2 separate regions of the Homo sapiens genome follow, and region 2 is linked to region 1. The links are chromatin loops, found by intact Hi-C in ENCODE. Cell type or tissue: heart right ventricle. All regions are shown on one strand. Links, peaks and the distances in the headings refer to the core of each region. The heading gives the core; the rest is flanking DNA.

Region 1 (9,406 bases), core at 1,023-9,022:
ACTGTCCAGCAAAGACTCAGCTACCTCTGAAGGATCCCCTCCAGGCCCAGATGCTCCGCCCAGCAAGGATGTGCCACCATGCCAGGAACCCCCTCCAGCCCAAGACCTCTCACCCTGCCAGGACCTACCTGCTGGTCAAGAACCCCTGCCTCACCAGGACCCTCTACTCACCAAAGACCTCCCTGCCATCCAGGAATCCCCCACCCGGGACCTTCCACCCTGTCAAGATCTGCCTCCTAGCCAGGTCTCCCTGCCAGCCAAGGCCCTTACTGAGGACACCATGAGCTCCGGGGACCTACTAGCAGCTACTGGGGACCCACCTGCGGCCCCCAGGCCAGCCTTCGTGATCCCTGAGGTCCGGCTGGATAGCACCTACAGCCAGAAGGCAGGGGCAGAGCAGGGCTGCTCGGGAGATGAGGAGGATGCAGAAGAGGCCGAGGAGGTGGAGGAGGGGGAGGAAGGGGAGGAGGACGAGGATGAGGACACCAGCGATGACAACTACGGAGAGCGCAGTGAGGCCAAGCGCAGCAGCATGATCGAGACGGGCCAGGGGGCTGAGGGTGGCCTCTCACTGCGTGTGCAGAACTCGCTGCGGCGCCGGACGCACAGCGAGGGCAGCCTGCTGCAGGAGCCCCGAGGGCCCTGCTTTGCCTCCGACACCACCTTGCACTGCTCAGACGGTGAGGGCGCCGCCTCCACCTGGGGCATGCCTTCGCCCAGCACCCTCAAGAAAGAGCTGGGCCGCAATGGTGGCTCCATGCACCACCTTTCCCTCTTCTTCACAGGACACAGGAAGGTGAGAAAGCTAAAGGGGGAGGGAGAAGGATACATGCAATGTGGGGAGGGCTGGCCCAGGGGCTGCAGGGAATGAGAAGTCACCATGTTCCACCCCCACTATCCTGGCAGCCTCCCAGCGAACTTTCCACCTGTTGGACAGAAGATAAAACTGAGGCCCAATGGGACCAAGAAGGCAGAGCATGGACTTAAACACATGACTTTAGGATTCCAGATGCTGTGTTCTTATAGCTCCACTGGTCCCCACAGAAAGCAGAGCAGGTGTAGCTTAGCCCAGGCCATTGTGTATTTGGATTTAAAAGATCTGAGATAGTAGCTGGAGAAATAGAGTTACAGCCTAGCCAGACTAGAAATCCATCAGCCAGTCACAATGACAACACACATTTATTCCGTGTCCACATTATCCTAAGCAGTTTACATTAACTCATTAACTCTCACAACAGCCCTTTGAAGTAGATAGTATTTTTGTGCCCATTTTACAGCAGAGGAAACCGAGGCAAAGAGAGGTTATCTAACTTGCTCCAGGTTACACAGTGTATCAGTGTCTGAACTAGAATTAGAATCTGGTTCCAGGGCCAGTGCTCTTAACCAACCACCACACCGTTTGCCTCTCGTGAATATTTATATGTAGATGAATAAGTATTTATGGATTTCCTGCTGTGTACCAGGCCCTGCGCTCTGCAACATGGCAGGAGCCACAGAAGTGTGTGAGGCTGGTCTCAACCTGAGAGAAATAAGTTAACTGTGTGAGCCTTGAAAGTGGCCTAACAGTGAACAGATTGCGCCATGATCTTGAAGCCTACCAGCTAGTTTGGGTCTGGGCTCTGTTTCTTACTATGTGGCTTTGGTTGAGTCACTCAACTCCTCTGAGCCATAGTTTTCTTCTCTGAAAAGTAGGGGTTAATAGCACTCACATCCCAGAATGGTTGAGGATGAATGGAAGAGGCTGGTGCCTGATAACACTAGCCGCTTGAGAGGCGGCCCTCAGGGAATGCTGGGCCCCACTCCTTCTCTTGAAATGCAACAGCCAGTGCAAGGTGTTGGTGTGAGGCTAGGTGAGTAGGGGTGCTCAGTGCCCATGGAGCACAACTGACTCAGAGATCTAGAACTTCAGGAGGACAGACCCCAGGGCCTAAAGCCATCAGGGAAAGCTTCTGGAGGAAGATACCTCTCAGCTTGGCCTTGAAGGATGAACAGGATTAGAATAAACAGAGAGGTAGAGGCAAGCATTCTTTGGCTAGAGCAGAGCATTCCTAAAGGGCAGATGCCTGGCACAGGTGCTGCTATTCCTCCCTCCAACCCATGGCAGACATCATTAATGGATTCCAGCATACTTCCTCACCAAGTTGGGACATGTCCTCAGAAGCCTGCTTAGCTTCTTAGCCACTAGCAAGAAGGCAGACTTACCTTCTGGGGAGATGCCTTCTGCTGAAAGCTAGTCATTCTGACAGGGCAGGCTGGGGCCCTCCAGAAAAGGGTCTTGAACTTTGGCCTTGGAACTAAATCTCCGTTTCCTCATCTGTAAGCGTGTGTGGTTCTCACACTGTGGTGTGCTCCGGAATCACCAAGGGGAGGTAATTAATATGTGATTCCTAGTCCCCATACCCAGAACTCTGGAATCAGAATCTCTAGGGGTGGTGCCCAGACCCTATATTTTAAACATGCCCCGAGGGATCATGATCTTGCCAAAGTTTGAATATCACCATCTTAGGCCATTTCTTGATGGTTTCTACAGGAGAGAGTCCGGAACGCTGTCCTTCCAAGGCAAGGCCTCAGGCTCATTCAGATCAGGCCTGGCCACTCCTCTTTGGAGGGCGGTTGAGGCCCACCTGCCTTGGGCTTCCCAATCCTGATTCCCCCACTACACCCTTCCCAGTTCTATTCCCCTCACCACACTTGCTCCAATAAAACTATTTATATACAGATAAATTCACACACATTCATATGTATGCATTTATCTAATTCCCCAGCTCAGTTGACCTCGGCTCCTATTTTGGGACACATACTCCTGCCTGGGAGTCTAGCAGGCCTGGACCAGCTCTCTCTTGTCTCAGCTTCCTCCTTTGGGTGCCCAAGGTTCCCACTGGCACCCTCCCCTGTCCCACCAACTTTTAGCCGGTCACTTCCTTTCTTGGGTTTGAGTGGCTGAGCTGGCAGAGACATCAGAGGCTGCCCCCAGCCTGGTGGTGGCCACCCTTCCATGTGGCTTCCACACACCAGTTCCTGAGCCCTTTGCCATTCACATCCTGCCCTCTTCCACCAGTAGCTTCAGTAGGAAACTTGTCAAGAGGAGATGAAGCCCCGGATGGGACAAACACCGTGGTCTAGCTCCATCTCTTACTGGTACTGGGCCTTGGGCAAGTCCCTGCCCCTCTGTGAGCCACAGTTTCCTCCTTGGTGAAATGGGTATGGTAATAATGCCTCCTTCCTAGGGTTGCTGGGAAAATTAAATAGCTTAACACAGGTAAAACATTTAGGGCAGTACCTGGCGCTCAGCACCTGGTGGGTGCTGCATAAATGGTAATCATGTTATGTGGAGGGGGAGGGGGAGAAGAGCAGTAACCAGGGTAGTACTGGCTGTGCCGCCATTCGAAGTACCACCAGACCCCATTTCTCACCTTCCTGACACTGCTGCAAAGTGGACAGGCACTTGGCTTACAGTGGGAGGCTGAGGCTAGTGAGAGATATTTTGTCCCCAGCCACACAGCAGCAAGTGATGATGGCACTGGACAAGGCCTCACCATTGTCTAGTCAGTCCTCTGTGGCTCTGCCCTAGACTCTGAGACCTCATGCTGATGAGGGGCCGGGGGTGGGGGACTGGCAGAGGGACAGTGGCAGGTTCCCCCATGACTTCTATCTTCCTGGCTTTGGCCTGGCTCTTCTGGGAGGGTCCCCTGATGCTGATGGGCCACTATTCCTAGGCAATGCCAGGCAAGAGGTGAAGAGGGGAGGGGTGAAGTGTTCAGGCTGTGGAGTCAGACAGACCCAGGTTCAAGTCTCAGCTCTGCCTCCTCCTCCCTGGCTCTGAGACCTTGGCCAAGTTGCTTCTTTCTCTGAGCTTCGGTTTTCTCTTATTAATGGAACACGGAGTCCCCCGGGAGTTGTCCCAAGGGTTCCAGGGCGCAGTACGTAGAAAGCTTGGGCTGGTCATTTGTGCTGCTGTGCGGATAAGCTGAGGCTGCCCAGAGTACATGCTGCCTGCCACAGGGTGACATTCAGTCTCGACGTTGTCTCCGGTCCACACCCCTGTTATCCTGCCCTCTTATGTGCTGAGCAATTTCTACTGTGAGTAGGAATGTCAGAACAGGCAGACCTCAGAGATAGTCTGCTCGACCATGGTGATCTCACAGATGGGCTGACTGAGTCCAGAGAGGGAGAGCCCCCTGCCCCCACTCCCCGCCATGGTTCTCCAGCTGGCCATCCCCTGGGTGTGGCGCCCTGTGCTGAGTTGAGTGGTCTCATGGTGCCCCCTGCCGCCAGACCCCTGCCTTCCTGGCTGCTCCCTGGAGGCCCTGCAGAGCAGATCACAGGCCTTCTTCCTGGGGAGTCAAGGAAGCCCCGGAGAATAATTGTGTTTGGGTCCAGGATGCTGCCATTGAATTCTAGTCCAGCCTATCTGGCTCAGCACAGAGGGTCATGGGCTATTCTTTGACAGTGAGGAGACCACAGGCTGCAGCCCTTCCCTGGCCCTGCTTCCTTCCTCCCCTGCAGGGGACTGGCCTGGGCAGAGGTGGTCCACAGAGGGTGCCAGCCCTGTTTCACTAAGCTCCCACGTAGGTCAGAGATCAGACGAGAGGACCCCAAAAATGCCTTCCAGCTCCAAGACGATAATACCTTCAAGCCTCCTATTTTTAAAAAGCCTAAAGAATTATTTCGGATGTGTAAACAAGTAAGTATAGAGTTTAAATCCACTGTTTCCACGTGGTTCCATGGGGCCTGCCAGCCTGGGCTGGATCGGAGAGGGCAGCCATGGATGGCCAGGGAGCCCCAGAAGTCCGACCAGGACCAATAGGGAAACCAGCTGAGCCCTGCTCACAGACGAGCGCTCAGTCACTAGTGGGCTCTGGACCCAGACCACAGTTCTCTGCTACTTGTTAGTTCAGAGAGCCCAGGCCAGTTATCAAACTGCCCTGGGCATCTGTTTCCTCAGCTGCACACTGAGGGGAAATATCAGTAACTAGCTCTTAGAATCGTTGCCAAGATTAAATGAGATAAAGTATGTTAAAACACTTTGGCCCGGCACCTGACATGTAGTGAACGCTCAATAAATAATGGCAAAACCCATGCTAGCTGAGAGTACTTGCTCACTGCTGTGTGTTGGGCGCTGTGCTGAGCACGTCCCCGTGTTAACTTACATAATCCTCACCACAGCCCTTTGAGGGAAGTCCGGTTATTACCCGCATTTTACAAATAAGGAAACTGAGGCACAGAGAGGGATGTAACTGAGCTAAGGTCAATGAGCTAATAAATGATTGAGCTAAGCTTCAAATCCAGGCAATTAAAAATCTACACTCTTAATCATTACTATAATTACAGTTATAATTACAGTAAGAATTATAATTATTGTTCCAAGAGGTGGTGAGCTCCTAGTCCCTGGAGGTGGCTGGATGAGGCTGGGCAGGGCCCAGGGATTCTGCCTGGAGTGAAGGAAGGGCTGTATGGTCCTGGACTCACCTCCATCTGCTTTTCAGCTGGACAAGGTCACATAGTGAGACAGTGGGGAGAAGATGGAAAGGAGAATCCCTTTGGAGGGCCTTTGCAGACTAGGCCCTGGGCAGGCATTGATGCAGCTGTGGGAGGGGAGGGAAGAGTCTGAGGAGCCACTCTGGCCCCCTCCAAGGTCAGAGGCCAAAGCCTCCCTGCAGCTATGGTGAGTCCCTAGGGCTGGGAATCAGAACCCGATTTTTTCACCTCAATTTCTCCTTGGCTCACAGGCTCTTTTTGGTGCTGGGGTTTCCCCAGCAGCCCAGGGGGCTGACTCCTAGGGCCAGAGCTGCCCAGCCCCTCTGTCAGGCTGCTAGGCTTGGGTCAGTCCCTGCTGAAGACACTCTCCTCCCCACAGTGGAAGGAAGAGCCCATTTCCCAGCAGCGCAGAGGCTGAGGATGGCGGCTGGGTGGGAGTGGTCCCCAGGCCCATTGTGTGGAGCCGATAAAGTACGGAAGCTGAGGTTAGAATGGGAGGAAGCCCAGGGCCCGAGGGCTCTTTCCCACGGGTGGGGGCCTTGGGCATGGCCTTGCCAGGCCAGCATGAGTGCAGCCTGTATGTGCACTGAAGGGTGCCCTGAATGGTGACAGTGGTAACACTCACTGGGCAATGACCACTGGTTACTGAGGTTAGCGTGGGTGCCAGGACTGGGCCTTGGGGTCCAGAGTTTATCCTGGTGAACCTTCCATCAGCCCTGTGAAGTGGCTGTCACTATGCCTAAGCCATAGCTAAAAAAATGGAAGCCGAGAGGCTAGGAAACTTACCCAAAGTTGGTGAAAGCAGGATTTATATCCAGGTCTGGTTCCAAACACTTGCTCTGAAATCACACACCATACGGTGTGTGCCTCTGTGTGCACGTACACACATGTATGTTTACAACTCTGGTGGGGCAGCATTCTCAGGAAGGAGGCAGCACTTCCCGAGTCTTTCACAGGAAACATTAAAATGTGTTCTGACCTTGCATTTTTGAGTAGCAGCATCCTCTGGTGGAGAAACACAGGCCTTGAATTGAGGCAGATTCCAGCTCTGTCACTTACATGCTGGGTCTCCTTGGGGAAGTGACTTAAATTCTCTGAGCCTCTATTTACTTTATAGGTTTATTGTGAGGTTTAATGAGATAGTATCTGAATTATGCCCCATCCAGGGTCTGGCCTATAGTATGAGCTAAATGAAGGTGTAATTCATCCATCCATCCACTCATCCACTCCTTCATCCATCCACCCACCCACCCACCCATCCATCTATTCACCCATGCATTCATCTACCATCCACCCACCCACCCACCCATCCATCTATTCACCCATGCATTCATATATCCATCCACTCATCCATCCATCCACCCATCCATCCATCTATCCACCCACCCACCCATATATTCATCCATCCATCCATCCATCCACTCATCTATCCATCCACCTATCCACATATCCATCCATCCATCCATCCATCCATCCATCCATCCATCCATCCATGCAGGTGGGAGACTCACAAAAGCATCCCCCGAGGAAGGAATTGCACATGGAGATGAAGACCTTCTGTTGGTTGGAAGGCAGAGTTGAGGAGGTTGCTGAAGTAGGGGCCAGGCTGGAGAGATAACTGAAGGAATAACTGAATGGAACTTTCTGCCCTGATCCTAAGATGGTAGATCCAGTCGTGTTACGGAGTTTGAATGTTATCCCGAGGGCACTAGGGAGCCATGGAAAGCTATAAGGCAAGAGAGGTGCACTCAGGCCTGTGTAATGATTTATTTTATACACTGCTGACCATCTCAGGTCTCCTTTGAACTTCAGAATCCTGACTTAATCATTATGATCCTGATTTTAGAAATTAAGGAATAGAGGCTTAGAGAGGGGCAGGGATTGGCCTAGTGACACAGCAGAAGCCCTGCCCTCTCACCTGCTCACTGCCTGCAATGAAGCCTCTGTCCTGAGTGCCAGCCGTCTGGCTTCTCCCCAGTGAGCTGGGGACCTGACTGTCCCAGGAGGAGATCCCTGTGGCCGGAGAGTCTGCCAGGCCGATTCCACTTCATGGCCAGGCTGTTCCCAGCAGTGGGGTTTCCCTCCCTCACCTGTGTGCCGCGGGTGGGGGCTTTGGGGATGGAAGGGGCTGGTGGCAGGGAATGTTGGGTCTCTGAGCCTCTGTTTACTTAGGCAGGAGTTCCTGGGTGCCCAGACTGCATCGTGTCTGTCTTCTCTCCGCAGATGAGCGGGGCTGACACCGTTGGGGATGATGACGAAGCCTCCCGGAAGAGAAAGAGCAAAAACCTGTACGTTGGGAAGATCCCTGGCTTCTGCGCTCCTCTTCCTCCCTTGCCCCAGGGCTTGTCTCTCCTCTAGGGGTCCAGGTGGGGAGAAGAGGTTGTGCCTGGTCCCGCCCACAACCCCAGACAGACACCAAGGAAAAACTGGATCTTGGAACTTTGCAGTGACCCCAAAGTGGGGTCACCTGGGTCCTGAGCATTCTCTCCAAGTGAGGCAAAGTGCTGATTCAGTACCCGGAAGCCACAGTGAACCAGAAGCAACCAGCCCGTTTGCCCTGGCTTTAGCCCAGCTTCTGAGCCAAGCAGGGACCAAGTGACTTCAACAACTCCTTTGCTCCCTCTGGGCCCAAGAGTGACCTGAGAAGGGGTGGAACTGACAGTCATTGGCTCCTCTTTCTCTTCCTGAGCTCCTGAATGCTAATAGTCTCAGGCATTGCCAGGAGGGGGCGCTGCTGGCCCAGCTGCCGAATCCCGCACTCGCCAAGCCTTTCTGGCCACACTCAGGCCTTCTTATACTATAGGGTGTTTGTTAGAGGTGTCAATGAAAAAGATGTGTGTGTGGGTTCTCAGGTCTTCTTCTACCCCCAGGCCTAAGACCCTGGAGACTCGGGGGAGGTATAGGGAGGAGGCAGTGGGGTGCATGCACAGTGACACCTCCAGAGGAAGCCCCTCCCCACCAGGTCCTGTAGCACCCACCACTAGGCAGGAATTGGGCTATAGGGAGGAGCCTCCTGCAACCCTCTTCTCTGGCCTTGACCGTGGGTGGGGTCCACTACCCTAGAAAGCCTTCCTCACCCCAGCTGCCTTGACCTCTCCAGCTTTCTGCAGCAACTGTTGGCTTCTCTTACTCCACAGCCAATTGCATTTTCTTAGCAAGGTGAAATGCATAAACCAAAACAGTCCCTTGCACCAACCATCTTCACTTAACCTTTTGTAGGATGAGAGAGGATCCAGGGGGTGCCAGGACTGTTGAATGTGGTGCTGGAAGTGGGAGGTGTAGGGAAGCAGTGTGTGGCGCAGAGGGCAGGCATCCCGGGTGCTGGAGCAGCCCTGTCTAGCCTCCTTTCAATGTAGGTGCTGCCTTTTGAATTGCCTGAAGCCCACACTTTTTTTTTTTGGAGACAGAGTCTCCTTCTGTCACCCAGGCTGGAGTGCGATCTTGGCTTGCTGCAACCTCCGCCTCCCAAGTTCAAGCAGTTCTTGTCCCTCAGCCTCCCAAGTAGCTGCGATTACAGGTGTGTGCCATCACACCCAGCAAATTTTTTTTGTACTTTTAGTAGAGATGGGGGTTTTGCCATGTTGGCCAGGCTGTTCTCAAACTCCTGGCCTCAAGTGATCTTCCCGCCTCGGCCTCCCAAAGTGCTGGGATTACAGACATGAGCCACCATGCCTGGCCTCTGAAGGTCATACTCTTAAAAGCTTAGACGAAGAGTCTTAGAACATCTACGGTAATAATAAGAATAACCATTAATGTTTATTATGCCCCGCACTGTTCTGTGTGTATTTCATATGTAATCTAATTTAATCTTTACCACTACTTTTATTTTCCGTTCTGTTCTTTCTTATTGACCTTACCCTTATTTTACACGTGAATAAACTACTGTGCAAAGAGGCTAAGTTACATGGCAAGAAAGTGGTGGGGTTGG
Region 2 (9,406 bases), core at 675-8,674, 88 kb before region 1:
TGGACTCATTGGCTGCATGAGCTTTGGGGTGAAGTCTCTCCTGACTCCAGACAAGGTGGGTCCTAGGGATGCTTCTGTCAGGATCATCCCAACTGGGCCGGGGCTGGTACAGGCAGAGTTTCTCTGTCAGCTCTTGGGCAGGGCTTCTCTCTGTGAGATGGTGCCCCACTGAGACAGGTGCCCTGTGGGGTGGCCTGCATAGCAGCACTGTGTTTATTACCTGCCTAGCTGAGAGTTTGGGTCCCCTTCTTGGTTTGTCTTGCCAGAGAGCAGTTTGTTAGGCAGCCCCAAGTCTTCCCAGGAGGCTCTGAGTCTGGTGTCTGCTGTTGAAGACATTGGCAGATCCCTTGGGGCCCAGAGCACTCCTGGGCCTGCCCCAGAAGATGAGGGCCAGGTGCACCCGTGGTCCGTTCCAGGGGTCCTCTTCATGTGTCTACCAGGCCTGATATTTCTGGGCCTAACAGGTGCTCAAGGATGGAGTGAGCAGCACCATCCTCTGTGGAGCTTTCCTTCAGGCTGGAGGAGGACTCTTTGGGACCCAAGACTCCTAGCTCTGGGTCACTGGTCCCTTATCAATTTCTACGCTGCACTGGACTCCCCAAACTGGAAGGTGGAGGGTGGGGAGCACTCCTTTTGCACATCCCTGGAAATGTCCTGGTGGCTTGTGGCATGGCCTGCCACGCAGATTTTTGTCCTGGGGTGGGTGGCTGAGGACCCTTTATCCTGCATGTGAGTCCTAAAGAGCTTCTCTCTCTCTCTCTCTTTTTTTTTTCTTTTGAGACGGAGTCTCACTCTGTTGCCCAGGCTGGAATGCAGTGTTGTGATCTTGGCTCGCTGCAACCTCCGCCTCCCAGGTTCAAGCAATTCTCCTGCCTCAGCCTCCTGAGTAGCTGGGATTATAGGCATCTGCCACCACGCCTGGCTAATTTTTGTATTTTTAGTAGAGATGGGGTTTCACCATGTTGGCCAGGCTGGTCTCAAACTCCTGACCTCAGGTGATCCACCCGTCTCGGCCTCCCAAAGTGCTGGGATTACAGGTGTGAGCCACCGCGCCCGGTCTAGAGCTTCTCTTGACTGCAGCCTTGGCTTCATTCTCCTAGAAAAGATGTTCCCCCTGGAGACTGCTCAGGAGCCACAGGATGCCTTTTGGTCTCTCCATCCCTCTTTCACTCCTTCACTTCTGTTCTGTCAACAAATATGGCTCCTACTGTATACCAGGCATAGTGTGAGGCACATCAAAGAGCCTGTGCACAACTTAGTGGGGGAGACAGGCAAGTAGATGGTTGTCCTCCAGGGATAAGAGGCTGTGGGAATTTGGCAGAGGGGAGAGCCAGATCTGCCCTGAGCATCACGGAAGGCTTCCTGGAGGTGCAGGCATGGCAGCTCGGGGCCAGGAAGGCTGGAGAGTCTGTCTCTCCTGTGGGTGGGTGTCCAGTGGCTACTTTTGGAGGGGGATTGGTGGCTGCCTGACCTGTGCTTCTGCCTCCTGTGTCTGAGCGTGCCATTCCTTCTCTCGTGACAGGAGATCAGTGGTTGGTACTACCTCCTAGGGGAGCACCTGGGCCGGACCAAGCACTTGAAGGTGGCCAGGCGGCGACTGCGGCCGCTGAGAGGTACCTGCACACCCCCTTCAGCTTCCCTTCCCAGGACCTGCCCCCTCCCTCCTTTCCTGCATAGCGGCATCAGTACTGGTATTTGGTGGCCCCTGCTACTGAGAATGCTATCAGCCTGCTGGGTGCAGGGACTTCTCAGGAGCACTTGCTAGAGTGCAGGCTGCAGGAAGCCTCTTGCCCATGCCTCCACTGTTTATCTGGTTGGACTTTTACTGTAGAGGCTATGGTCTGACCCCATGTGGTTTAGCTCCCTCCCTTGTGGGGTACTTTATGCTTCCCCAGTGGCCCCTTCCCAGCTCCATGTCTCAGGGATCCCCCAGGCTGCCTTGCTCATCTTGGGATACCCACCTCTACAGACAGGGCGTTTAGGTCCTGCCATGATCCCTAAGGCTCAGAATGTGGATTTCATGACCCTTTTCCATGTTCTGCCTTTCCCACATGCAGCCCTGGCTCCTGAGTCCCTGTCTGGATTGAGCCTCAGGTGTCCCCACATCCTGAGGCCAGGAGTGGCCCTGGGCAGCCCCATGGGCCTGTTTCCCAGTGCTGTCCTCTGGGTGGTCCGAGGAGGGGAGACTTCTCTGCCACCAGAAGTTTTCTGATTCTGCTCTGTCACCTTCCAGACCCGCTGCTGAGAATGCCAGGAGGTGGGGACACTGAGAATGGGAAGAAACTAAAGGTAGGTGGGGACAAGCTAGGGCATTGCTCCAGGAGCTGGATCTGCTCCTTGACAGCCCCTGGGCCCGGGAAACCCCTAAAGGGGCAGCATTTGGTGCTTGAAACTCAGCAAGTCATGTACTCAGAAGGAATAATTTCTTGATTTTCCTGAGGTGTATTACAGGAAATAAATGCTCTTCTCAGGGTATCCATGATCGTGGCAGGGGTGGGGAAATGGCCAGGCCCCCACCTCTGGAAATGGAAGCATCTGGATCTTACTAACTTTGGGCCTCTAGAAACCGAGTCCTCCCCTTCCCACAGACTTCTCGGCCCCCTGCTTCCCCTGGGACTGAGGCCGAATCACCCTCCCAGGTTAGGCCTGCTTGATGTCAGGGGGCAGCTGCGATTCTGAACCTGAGACCAAGGTGTTCTAACTCTATTAGGGCTTCAAGTCTGGAAAGGAGCCTTTTTCATATAAGGAGTTGGGAGAATTCTCCAAAAGTCATTCCATCTCTTTGCAGGGCATGGCAGGGGATCTACGGTTTTCTTTAACAAGTAAGAGAGGGAATTACTTGGCCAGGTGTGGTGGCCCACGCTTGTGATCCCAGCACTTTGGGAGGCCGAGGTGGGCGGATCACCTGAGGTAAGGAGTTCAAGACCAGCCTGGCCAACACGGTGAAACCTTGTCTCTACTAAAAATACAAAAAAATTAACTAGACATGGTGCTGGGCGTCTGTAGTCCCAGCTACTTGGGAGGCTGAGGCAGGAGAATCACTTGAACCCAGGCAGCGGAGGTTGCAGTGAGCTGAGATCATGCCACTGCACTCCAGCCTGGGTGACAGAGCAAGACTCTGTCTCAATTGAAAAAAAAAAAAAAAAAAAAAAGGACCGGGCACGGTGGCTGATGCCTGTAATACCAGCACTTTGAAAGGCTGAGGTGGGCAGATCACTTGAGGTCAAGAGTTCGAGACCAGCCTGGCTAATATGGTGAAACCATGTCTCTACTAAAAATACAAAAATTAGCCAGGCATGGTGGTGTGCACCTGTAGTCCCAGCTACTTGGGAGGCTGAGGCAGAAGAATCGCTTGAACCTGGGAGGTGGAGGTTGCAGTGAGCGGAGATTGTACCGCTGCATTCCAGCCTAGGCAAGAGAACGAGATTCCATCTCAAAAAAAAAAAAAAAAAAAAAGGAGAAACAAACTCCCAGCAATTCATTAGCCCCTGTATACCAGGTGCTGTTACCTAATCTTCACTGCCCGCTCTAAGGCAGCTGTTACTTCCGCATCTCACAGATGAGAGGGACATACATGGTTCAGAGCATTAGGCCCTCTCTGTGGCCACACAGCTGGCAGGTGGTGAAGGCAGGCTCTGAGTGAGGGCTGGCCACCTTTTCAGTGTGCTGTGGCACACTGCCTCCTGTGCATGGCCTAGCTGGGAATATAAGACATTGCTGTAGTTCCTAATAGTATTTTACGTATTACACAATATCGGCGTATTACAATCTACCAAACATTTTCACGTTCACTGACTCAAGTCATTCACTCATTCATCATTCATTAAATATTTCCACCTATGTAGGCTGGGCCCTGTGCTGGGTGCTGGGATGCAGCTCTGGACCTGTCTAAGGCCCTGCCCCATGGAGCAGTCTAGAGCTGTGCTGGCCAGTGTGGTGACCACCTGCTACCTGTGGCTATTGAGCACTTAGTGGCTAGTGTGACTGGGGAACTGAGTGTCAACTTTAGTTTTAAGTAATTTCAGTTTACCTGGCACATGTGTCTAGCTGCGACTGGGTTAGACAGAGAAACTTGCCAGGAGTAACTTGTCAGGTTTGTTTTCTGTGGTTTCATTAGTTGAAAAGCTTTCCTCTGGCTTCTGTGGGGAACTGCAAAGACCTTTCCTCCTCTCTTTCTACTTGCCAAGCACAGAGAGGATGGTGATCAGGGGGCCTCCCTCGTGATTCATGGAAATTACATGGGCATCAACACCGTAAGTTTGCTTCCTCCAACATCACAGGTTTCTTGGTGGCTTGTAAAGTCCTCCTGCGTGCTGGATTCTGCACACAGGCCCTGAGCCCCTTGTTCTGAGGTGCACTGGATTTTCCTGAACTTATGTGCTCAGAGATGTCTGTGGGACTCAGCAAAGAGGGTGTGCTTCTCAGAGGCTTGGTTGGGGCCGGGGGAGAGCCCCCAGAGGCCATCTCTTCAGCTCCTGTGCTGTGCAGGTGGGGAGATGGAGGCCCAGAAACCTGGGTGACCTGCCCACAGTCACACAGCAACCAAAGCTGGGTTGAACCAAGGAACCCTCTGTCATCAAGGACTTGAGTGTGTGGCTGGGCTTCCCCAGGGGCTCTGAGATGGGCAAAAGCAGCTGGGCTCACCATGCGCTGCTCTGCAGGATGCTATCCTGGGACTGCCAGGCAAGAAATAGGACCCAGGTTCTGGTCCTAGCCCCACACTGCCCTGCTGTTTGACCATAACCTCTCCAGGCCTCAGTTTGTTTGTCAGTAAGATGAGGACGCTGGGTTGTCTGATGACCTGGAAATCCCTTCCACATTTGACTTTATGGTCCATGTGTATCACCAGATCCTGACAGCAAACCACTTCCATGGACAAAGGACAAATAAATTGACTTTTTTTTTTTTTTTTTTGAGACAGACTCTTTCTCTGTCACCCAGGCTGGAGTACCGTGGCATGATCTCAGCTCACTGCAACCTCTGCCTCCTGGGTTCAAGTGATTCTCCTGCCTTAGCCTCCCAAGTAGCTAGGACTACAGGCGCCTGCCACCACGCCCAGCTAATTTTTGTATTTTTTAAGTAGAGACAAGGTTTTACCATGTTGACCAGGCTGGTCTTGAACTCCTGACCCCAAGTGATCCATCTGCCTTGGCCTCCCAAAGTGTTGAGATTATAGGCATGAGCCACCACGCCTGGCCGAAACTGACTTTTAAGTAGTTTCCAAGTGGCAGGCAGGTCTTCAGACTCCAAATGTTTTATGTTCCCTGTCATGAGATGGGATGTCTGTGAGTGCAAACCCCCCCAAGGTATCCTTGGATTCTTTAGGCTGGGGCAGTCTCCTGGATTTCTAGCAGGGTCCCTGGGACTTGCAGGGGGAGGAGGTGTTGTTATAGAGCAGCCACGTTTTCTGCCTGGGTTCTCCTCCAGTGAGGGGTGTTTGTGAGAACATTGGAATCACAAAGTGGCCCATGGCGGAGAATGCAGCCAGAACAAAGGCGCCCTCTCCCCGCCGGGCCCGGGGAATACTAACTAGTTGACAGGAATTTTAATATAAAACTCTCCCTCTTCCTTGTCATTCTGAGGTTTCAGGAAGCCTTCGGGCTTATCGTGCAGAGGCACACAGCACAGACAGGGCTTGGGGAGGTGAGAGGTGATTTCCTGCCATTCTTCTGTGGGGCGGGCTTCCCAGGGTGCTCATGCCAGGCTGACGGGTCCAGTGCGGGCTCCCGCTGCTGGGGGAGAGCTGGGTTTTCATGGGGCGGCAGCCGAGGCAGGACCCGCAGCCATGAACCGCTTCAATGGGCTCTGCAAGGTGTGCTCGGAGCGCCGCTACCGCCAGGTGGGTGCTTGGCCTCTTGTGGGGAGCCTGTGGGGTGTTCAGGGATAGGGGTAGAGGGACCATCTGAGAAGGATCTCGCTCCTCACAAGGTCTTCTTTGACCTTTCCTGCTCCCTGCAGGCTCACTTGGATATGGGGAGGAGGATAGAGACAGGAGCTGGACCCAAGGCCCCTTTAGGGCCCAGCTCTGTATGGAGTCCTAACCACTGGCTGGGTGGTGTTTTTGGTGAGATAATCCAGCTAGCTTTCTGTTCTTTTTATCTGGGGAGGGGCTGTGGGTGTGAGATTGAAAATGCCATGGTTGCTGAGCAGCTGGGAGCAGAGTTTGTATTTTTGCTAACTTTTCCTGCTTCTGACAGGACAGCAGTGCCCATTCTGCCCCCTGTGCGTGTATGTTGGCACGTGCTCATATGTGAGATCGGGTGTTTTCGTGTATATGTACATATGTATAACTTTCCTCTCCCCTACTGCTGATGCCTCACTATGGCTCAGGATTCCTTTGGCTTTGGAATCCAACTTTACAGTGAGGGTTTGGCCTCTTAGCCTCCGGTCTTAGAAAGGGGGAAGACTGGGCCATTATGATCCCATTAGCTCCCCTGAGCCTCTTCTAGAACTGTGATGGGCCATTTTTTCTCATAAAATAGGAATGGGGTTAGGGATGGTGAAGGCAAGTGATATCTAATCTGGAAGGGAGTTCTGAAATTGTCCTGATTTTAAAAAATCACATAGAGAAGCCCCTCTATTTGTTTTAATGACCAGATTGGACTGTGGGTCTTGACTCCTCTGACTGGCAGTGCTTAGGTCCCAGGGAGATGCCCAGAGGGGTCCCTGCCCCCCCACCTGCCTGCTAGGGGATCCAGTGTTTTCTCTCTAGCCCTCCCCCGCTCTCAGGTTCTGCCCTTCAGGCCCCACTCTGTGTTTCCTGCCCTCATGGGGCTGGGAAAAGCAGCCCCTGCGACACTAGCGTCTGGATGGCAGAGTGGTGAGACAGAGAGAGCACTGGTTGGGACATCTAGTAGTCCTTGGTCACCCTGGGGCTATGGGCTAGAAGACTGGGCATGCTGGCTGTCAGAGTGGGGCCAGGAGCAATTGTGGGCTGGACCTAGGGCTCAGGGACTCAGAGTTCAAGATGGTTTCTGTGTTAGAAACCAGTGCAGAATTGAGAGCAGCAAGCTTTTTGTCAGGTCTGAGCTCAAATCTAGCTCTGTTCCTCTTTAGCTGTGGCTTTTGAGCAAGTCACTGTTCCTCTCTGAGCCTTTATCTCCTAGTCAGTAAAATAGGATAATGAAATCCAGCGATGGTGCCATGGGAGTGAATAGGATGATGTGTGTGAAGAGCCTGGCTCAGTGTCTGCTGTGCATATTTATCTAGGAGGTGTTTAATACATGGCAGAATTTGGGGATTACAGTCTAGGCAGGACAGAGGAACAGAAACTAGACAGGAGAGCAGAGGTAAGGGGCTGGCATGGGTGAGACCTGGGAGCAGTGGCTGTTCCTGCCCTGGACAGGAAAGAGCGAGAACCACCCGCAGGAAGGACAGGCTCTGTCAGAAGCCGCCAAGGCCTCGGGGCAGGGCTGCTCCTTTCACCTCCAGGTCAGAGCAGGGCTGAGAGCCGGAGGGTGGAGGGGGTGGCACTTCGAGTCTTATCTCCTTGTCTGTAAAATGGGCATACTCATTCCCCTAGGGGCTGCAGGGATGGTCAGGTTCTTTGGACACTACCCTCTCAATGTGGTCAGTGATCATGGTGGACAGAGTGTAATTCTGCTTCCTCCGAGCTAGGAGGTGAGCTTGCCTCCCGGCACCCTCTCCTCTTCCCCTCCTTCACACTCCCATCTGGCTTGGACTGTGGTCTGGGCTGGCACTTCTTAAGCTGGTGCCCAGGAGGGTGAGGGGCCCCCAGCCCACAGTCCTGCTTGGATGTGGGGTCTGGGTGTGGGAGGAGGAGGCTGTTTTCTTGGAGCACACTCCTCCCCAGACCCCACTCTCCAGTTACTGCCCCATAACTGGCCATCCAGAGCCCAGGGTGCTGGGATGGGTTTTCTATGCAGGGGGCTTTGGCCCTGGATGGGGTAGGGGTGGGGAAGTGCTGGATAGGCTTTGGGACCCCAGCTTGTGCTTGGGTTGAGGGTTGGCTTGTGAGGCCCCTAAAAAATCCCCGCTGGTTCCATGGAGGGGGCCAGGCTCCTGGCGTCTTCCCTGGCCTCAGGCGGGCCCGGCAACTAGTGGCTGCTCCTTTCCCCCAGCTTTCCACACTCGTACCCGCGTTTGTTTTTCTTTCTTTCTTTCCATTTTTTTCTCTTCCTGTCTTAGCTGCGTGTTTTCCCAGAATTCTTATGGGAACGGGGTATTTTCCTGCCTCCTCCCCCTTCCCCTTGTCTGTCAGGTTTCCTGTTTTACAAACTTGCTTTGAATCCAGGCCCGGGGCTGGTGGGAAGCAGAGCCTCAGAGGTCCCTGCAGCTTCCAAGGCCCTTGGTCACTCTGAGCCCCCTCCCACTCACCTTCCTTATGCCTGGCCCTGGGATGGTGGGTAGGTGAATGAGTGCAGGTGCCTAGTCTTGCAGGGACAACCCTCAAAGGAAGGAGACAGAAGTCTCCTGACAAGGCTTGTGCCCTTGACCTTTTCCAAGCTTGCTGAGCTGGCCTTTGTCTCAACTCACTTGGGACACCCTTCCCTGTGCCTCACCAGGGCCCACCCCAAGTCCCAGTTTCTCTAGGGGGTCTCTCGGGACCCCTTGAATCCCTTTTCTGATTTGTGCTGCCTTTAGCAGCCGGAATGGGCTGGCAGACCACCCTACATCCTCCTGTGTGTGGGACACTGCCAGGCTGTCCTCCCTGCATTAGCCTCTGCTGAGTTCCTACCATGTGCCAAGCATGGCGTCCATAGTCGGAGCATAAAGGACTGAGAATGGCCCAGTCCTCCTGCTTTTCTTTAGTGCCCGCTGTGCCCTGCTTCACTCTGGAGAGGTTTGTGTACCCTCGTGCTCCTCTGGGAACCAGAGACCAAGGCTGCATGCCTCTGTATGTCCACAGAGCCTGGCATGCTGTAGGAGCTCAATAATTGTGTGCCAGTTTGAAAAGAGCATCCAGATGGCAAGGCCCTCTCATGGACTTCTGAAAGTAGGAGTTGTGGACCTGTCAAGCACATGGGCCTCAGCAGGCACATGAGTCAGTGGCTAGTTCAGGTTCAGCCAGGAAGCCTATCTGTGACCTTACCTGGGAGTCCTCATGGGATGCCTTGGGGCCCTGGCCACAGATTGGCCCCCAGAACCTCAGCTCTCTTCCTCTGACCCTTGGCCTGAGATGGAGTGAGTGTGTCCCAGTGTTTCCTCCCCTGTGCTCTGGGAGGGCAGTGACCAGGCTGGCCTTGACTTTGGGCCCTTAGCACAGGGCCCGCCCCAGGCTAACGCTCTGTGAACCTCTGTGAGAAAGGAAGAAGGGAGCCAGGAAAACAGTGGATCAAAGGTGAGGCTGAGTCATGCAGTGCTGGTGGGCCCTTGGATCAAGGGCTGGGGCTGCTGGGGCTCAGGATGGCAAAGTTTGCTTTTCCAAGACCTTGTCCATCCCAGG

The links. Peaks named below come from ENCODE experiments on the same cell type or tissue, not always from the same donor. Only the 100,000 strongest peaks of a DNase experiment are listed, where the experiment ranks them.
Region 2: it touches region 1 in a loop (3-fold over the local background); 33 of 110 quality-filtered maps call a loop at or near these places.

What each region holds. Positions count from the first base shown.
Region 1 is chr9:113,583,632-113,593,037 of GRCh38, forward strand. It overlaps RGS3 (regulator of G protein signaling 3), which reads left to right. Exons shown (of 23, transcript NM_001394167.1): 18 at 1-796; 19 at 7,702-7,766. Among named protein-coding and RNA genes, the nearest start is that of RGS3, 120 kb to the left of the region's middle. RefSeq lists enhancers at 3,162-3,939, 5,336-5,837, 5,838-6,337. In heart right ventricle, for the core only: CTCF peaks have their summits at 4,277 (motif pointing left), 4,479, 6,471 (motif pointing left) and 8,209 (motif pointing right); DNase peaks (open chromatin) are centred at 4,235 and 8,210; H3K4me3 peaks cover 868 bases; H3K27ac peaks cover 8,000 bases.
Region 2 is chr9:113,495,792-113,505,197 of GRCh38, forward strand. It overlaps RGS3 (regulator of G protein signaling 3), which reads left to right. Exons shown (of 23, transcript NM_001394167.1): 6 at 1-55; 7 at 1,523-1,613; 8 at 2,234-2,289. Among named protein-coding and RNA genes, the nearest start is that of RGS3, 37 kb to the left of the region's middle. RefSeq lists enhancers at 7,533-8,175, 8,176-8,816. In heart right ventricle, for the core only: CTCF peaks have their summits at 5,496 and 7,580; a DNase peak (open chromatin) is centred at 5,609; H3K4me3 peaks cover 4,061 bases; H3K27ac peaks cover 6,226 bases.